Linked DNA regions of Homo sapiens: region 2 is linked to region 1. A link is an interaction called in ENCODE POLR2A ChIA-PET data of the cell type or tissue named here. Cell type or tissue: PC-9. All regions are shown on one strand. Links, peaks and the distances in the headings refer to the core of each region. The heading gives the core; the rest is flanking DNA. Region 1 overlaps EPS15 (epidermal growth factor receptor pathway substrate 15). Region 2 overlaps OSBPL9 (oxysterol binding protein like 9).

Evidence for each region. ChIA-PET counts read pairs that join two places held together with the same protein. Peaks named below come from ENCODE experiments on the same cell type or tissue, not always from the same donor. Only the 100,000 strongest peaks of a DNase experiment are listed, where the experiment ranks them.
Region 2: POLR2A ChIA-PET joins it to region 1 with 22 read pairs; 4 of 35 experiments call an interaction of 5 or more read pairs at or near these places.

What each region holds. Positions count from the first base shown.
Region 1 is chr1:51,357,506-51,360,269 of GRCh38, reverse strand. The region is part of intron 24 of EPS15 (epidermal growth factor receptor pathway substrate 15); the gene reads left to right. Among named protein-coding and RNA genes, the nearest start is that of TTC39A, 28 kb to the right of the region's middle. In PC-9, for the core only: no CTCF peak of the experiment used is centred there; no DNase peak of the experiment used is centred there.
Region 2 is chr1:51,627,309-51,630,336 of GRCh38, reverse strand. The region is part of intron 1 of OSBPL9 (oxysterol binding protein like 9); the gene reads right to left. Among named protein-coding and RNA genes, the nearest start is that of OSBPL9, 12 kb to the right of the region's middle. In PC-9, for the core only: no CTCF peak of the experiment used is centred there; no DNase peak of the experiment used is centred there; H3K27ac peaks cover 580 bases.

The DNA of each region.
Region 1 (2,764 bases), core at 265-2,764:
AAAACAGAGATTTTCTTCTATTTATCACCTTATGCCCTTGAGATGATTTTGGAAATAGATCTAGTGGCCAGGTAACTCTGCCTAATATTTCCCTCCTCAGTGTAGCATTGGGCCATTCAACCAATTGCTTTATTCCTGCAGCTGTTTCTAGTTAGAAGGGAGGTAGTCAAGAATCTGCATGCAGGCCGGGCGTGGTGGCTCACGCCTGTAATCTCAGCATTTTAAGAGGCCAAAGTGCTTTAAGCACCTGTAGTCCCAGCTACTTGGGGGGCTGAGGTGGTGGAGGTTGCAGTGAGCTGTGATCATGCCACTGTACTTCAGCCTGGGTGACAGAGCCAGACCCTGTCTCCAAAAAAAAAAAGAATCTGCATGCAACTAAGACGACTGAGCTCCCAGCTTTTGAATCTGTACTCTAAGTTCTGGTGGCTTCTCTTGACTATGAAGGAGCAAAATAGGAATCAATATTTTGAATATTGTAAAAATGGAGTGCCAGAATTATACTGATTTTTTTTTTTTTTTGAGATGAGTTTTGCTCTTATTGCCCAGGCTGGAGGCGCGATCTTGGCTCACCACAACCTTCACCTCCCAGGTTCAAGCAATTCTCCTGCCTCAGCCTCCCGAGTAGCTGGGATTGCAGGCATACCCACCACACCTGGCTAATTTTGTATTTTTAGTAGAGACGGGGTTTCTCCATGTTGGTCAGGCTGGTCTTGTACTCCTGATCTCAGGCGATCCACCGGCCTCAGCCTCTCAAAGTGTTGGGATTACAGGTGTGAGCCATCGCGCCCAGCCTTACTTAACTTTCCTTTTTTTTTTTTTTTTTTTTAAAGACAGAGTCTTGCTCTGTCGCCAGGCTGGAGTGCAGTGGCGTAATCTCAGCTCACTGCAACCTCCACCTCCCAGGTTCAAGCAATTCTCCTGCCTCAGCCTCCCAAGTAGCTGGGACTACAGGCACGCACCACCACACCTAGCCAATTTTTGTGTTTTTAGTAGAGACGGGGTTTCACCATGTTGGCCGGGATGGTCTCGATCCCTTGATCTTGCAATGTGCATGCCTTGGCCTCCCAAAGTGATGGGATTACAGGGGTGAGCCACCGCATCCAGCCCGACTTAACTTTCATTAGATGGAATTTGATTTGTTTCAAGCAGAGAATCAAAAATTGGCCTTTTTAGAAGGTTATAATTCTCTTAGTGTAAAATAACCCTCTGGTAGTTTGTGGCATTTAATATCTTAAGTATGGTTTTAGCAAGTCAAACTCTTGTTGGGGCCAGACGGGGTGGCTCACACCTGTAATCCCAGCACTTTGGAAGGCCGAAGCGGGCGGATCACTTGAGGTCAGGAGTGTGAGACCAGCCTGGCCAACATGGTGAAACCCCGTCTCTACTAAAAATACAAAAATTAGCCAGGCATGGTGGCGCATGCCTGTAATCCCAGCTAGGGAGGCTGAGGTGGGAGGATCACTTAAGCCCCAGAGGCAGAGGTTGCGGGAGCTGATATAGTGCCACTGTCCTCAAGCTGAGTTACAGAGCGAGACTCCGCCTCAAAAAAAAAAAAAAAAACAAAAAAAAACAAATCTGGTTGGAAGGAGTCTTGAACAACAGCTGAGGCATTTTGCTCCAAAATCTCAATATAGTATAATAAAAAACAGCTTATAATAAGAACATCTTCTTTTTTCATTGTGAAAGATGTGGTTAAGCATTACACGTTTCAAAGTTTTGCTTAATTCCCTAGGGAAAAAAACTACCATTTCAAAAGCCTGACAGTGTATTTTATTTCATCCTTTCATGAAGGATTTTCTATGTAACAAGACTTGAAACCAATTAGAATTTTTAATTTAGTATTTGCCAAGGTTGCTGTTTGGGGTAGATAAAAATATTTCCCCAACATAATAATTATGAGTGTTAAGATTTTATTTAGACTGGTCTAAAAGTTCCCAAAGCCTGGAGAAATCTTCATAATGCTTTTTGTTTTATTTTTATTTTTTTTGGCTCACTCCGTCGATCTGGCTGGAGAGCGGTGGTATGATCACAGCTCACTGCAGCCTCAACTTCCCAGGCTCAGGTGATCCTCCCAGGTAGCTGGAACTACAGATGTGCACCACCACACCTGGCTAATTTTTTTTGTAAAAACAGAGTTTTGCCATGTTGCCAAGATGAACTTCTTGAACTTCTGAGCTCAAGCAATTGGCCCACACCCACAGAACTAGGATTACAGATGTCAGCCACCATGCCTGGCTCAAAATGCTTTTTATAAAATATGATTAGGTTCTTGGGAGGCCGAGATGGGCGGATCACCTGAGGTCAGGAGTTCGAGATCAGCCTAACCAACATGAAGAAACCCTATCTCTACTAAAAATACAGGATTAGCCGGGCGTGGTGGTGCATGCTTGTAATTCCAGCTACTCGGGAGGCTGAGGCAAGAGAATCGCTTGAACCCGGGAGGCGGAGGTTGTGGTGAGCCAAGATTGCTCCATAGCACCCAGCCTGGGCAACAAGAGCGAAAACTCTGTCTCAAAAAAAAAAAAAAAAGATTAGGTTTAAATCACATCTTGCTTAGTATACCCAATACTTTAATATGATGTATAGCAAAATCAGCTTTTTTTTTTTTTTCTTGCTTCTTAGCTTTTTTACACATTAAGGGTTAGGAAACTACCAGTGGGATTAAATTAAAAATGATTTGTTGTGTGAGGGTCTCAGTAAAGTTGAAGTGGTAAATATTTTACATTACATTAGGTCAAAAAGGCTAGCCCTGTCCTGTTTTTAA
Region 2 (3,028 bases), core at 232-2,731, 270 kb before region 1:
AAAACTTAGGATCAAGGTCCCTCTAACCTTGTCTTGTTTCTCCCTGACCCAGCGCCGGGAGAGACTCTCTGGCATTTCCTTATCTGACCAAAAAAGCATCTTACCAAAAAAACCACAATTGTCTTCTATCCCCTTTCTGAAATCTCATTATCTATCACAGAAAAGAAGACTGAGAAATGCAACTACACCTGGATGGACTTTTCTGTCTCCTTGATTCATTCATTCCCCCCAGTAATCATTTAGTACCCTTTAAAAGAATTGTCTACACTCCCCATCTCCTCCGTCCCCTGTGAAAAAGGGTATATAAATTACTGTACTCCATTAGGGGGTTGGGGTAATCACTCCATAACTCCCCCTCCCCCATGCACATTAATAATTTTTTTTTTTTGAGATGGAATATGGCTCTGTCGCCCAGGCTGGAGTGCAGTGGCACAGTCTTGACTCACTGCAATCTCCAACTCCCAGTTTCAAGCAATTCTCCTGCCTCAGCCTCCCAAGTAGCTGGGACTACAGGCGCACACCACCACACCCAGCTAATTTTTGTATTTTTAGTAGAGACAGGGTTTCACCACGTTGGCCAGGCTGGTCTCAAACTCCTGATCTCAGGTGATCCACCCACCTCAGCCTCTCAAAGCACTGGGATTACAGGCATGAGCCACTGCACCGAGCCACATTAGTGAATTTGTATGCCTTTTCTCCTATGAATCTGCCTTTTGTCAGTTGCATTTCAGCGAACCTCCAAAGGCCAAGAAGTTTTCCCTTTGGCCTGCCCATACAGTTTCACACTGTACAGGGTGGCAGCCTACCACATGGACTAGGTATGTAGTAAACTATATGATCTAAGTTTGTGTAAGCCCACTTTATGACATCCACACAATGATAAAATCACCTAACAAATTTCTCAGAAGATATCTCCCCACACTCCTGCCCCATTGTTAAGCGACCCATGACTATATTTACTGAAAAGCCACTAAGTGCCAGGCACTGCTCTAGATGCTGGAGATAAAATGATGAAGATAAATAAAGTCTCTGTTCTAATGGAACTTACATTCTATTCATACAAGACAGAAACAGACAATAAGCAAGAGAAACAAAATAAAGCAATAACAATATATGCCATGAAAAATCAAACGAGATGATTATGATAGCAACTGAGGGTGAGAGGCCTACTTTAGATGGTTTGTTATAGAAAGGCTTCTCTGAGCAGTGACATATGAATGAAAACCTGTATAAGAAGTAATCAACCATGCTAGACCTGTCCAAGACAGAAAACATTCAGAGGCCCTGAGGCAAGAACAAGTTTGAAGAACTTCAAAGGAACAGAAGAAAAGCTCAAGTGAATAGAGAGTGTTAAGCTAAGGCCGGGCATGGTAGCTCAGGCCTGTAATCCCAGCACTTTGGGAGGCCGAGGAGGGTGGATCACTTGAGGTCAGGAGACCAGCCTGGCCAACATGGTGAAACCACGTCTGTACTAAAAATACAAAAATTAGCTGGACATGGTGGCACGCACCTGTAATCCCAGCTACCCAGGAGCCTGAGGCAGGAGAATTGCTGGAACCCAGCAGGCAGAGGCTGCAGTGGGCCGAGATCACGCCACTGCACTCCAGCCTGGGCAACAGAGCAAGGCTCCATCTCAAAAAAAAAAAAAAAAAGAAAAAAAGAAAGATAAATTGAAGCAGATCACAAAGTCATAGTAAAGTCATAATAAAAAATTTAGATATTTTTCTTTTTCTCTTTTCTTTTTTATTTTTTTGAGATGGAGTCTTGCTCTGTCGCCCAGGCTGGGGTGCAGTGGCGCAATCTCAGCTCCCTGCAACCTTCACCTCCCGGGTTCAAGCAATTCTCCCACCTCAGCCTCCCAACGTATTGAAATTACAGGCACGAGCCACTGCACCAGGCCAGCGTAGGAATTTTAACTTCCCAAAGCCAGATGACTGAGATCTTATTAAATAAAGATGAAGAAAAAATGTTATCTTTTGTTCATTTGCCTCTTGAAGAAATACAATACAAAATGGTACAATAACTTACACAGAAAAATCTTAAAATGCTTTTAGGTTGTAGAATATCATGTATAAAATGATTCCATTTATATAAAGTACACAGATGTGTATTTGTGCATAAAGAGTTGTTAGGAAAGCTATTCTCCAAAACACAGATAAGTAGGATTTCAGGTGTGACTTTTCTTCCTTCTACTGTATAGACCTTTCACTATAGTTTGACTCTTCTTTTAAAAATTTAGAGTAATACTGCAATAGTCCTTTCCAAAAAAAAAAAAAAATTGAGAGTAGGCCTTCATTAGTACAGTGGTAGAAAAATAATTAAGAGTACAATGTCATCTCTTCAAGAACAGTAAAACAATTTTTAAAGCTGTAAAAGAGTAACCAGTGTCATCAAATGCTATGGAGACAGTGCTAAGATTAAGAGCGAAAAAAGCACCCATTGGGTTTAGCAACAAAGCTATCACTGGGGACCTCTGCTGGAATTTTCAGTGAAATGTGGAGGTAAAAAAGAGTGCTGTCGAGTAAATGCAAGATGGACTAACAGAGACAGGCATTTCAATACACAAATGTATATTGAGGAAGACAGGTTAGGATGATATTTTCAAAAAAAAAACAGAATTAGGAGAGACATTTTTCAAAGTAGGAGAGATGAACATGTTAATACATTAATGAAAAAGTCAGTCCATCCTAAAATTCATATGTAAATTCAAAGGATCCAGAATAGCCAAAACTATCTTGAAAAAGAACAAAGAAAGTTAGAAGATTTACATTTCCCAATTTCAGAACTTACTACAAAGCTACAGTAATTGAGACAGTATAGTACAGGCGTAAGTACAGACAAATAAGTCAATGGAATAGAACTGACAGTCTAAATACAAATCTTCACATTTATGGTTAGTTAACTGCCAACAAGAATGCCAAAACAATTCAATGGAGAAAGAAGTCTTTCCAACAGATGATGCTCGGACAACTGGATATCCACATGCAAAAGAATAAAGGTGGACCCTTACCTCATTCCATATTAAAAA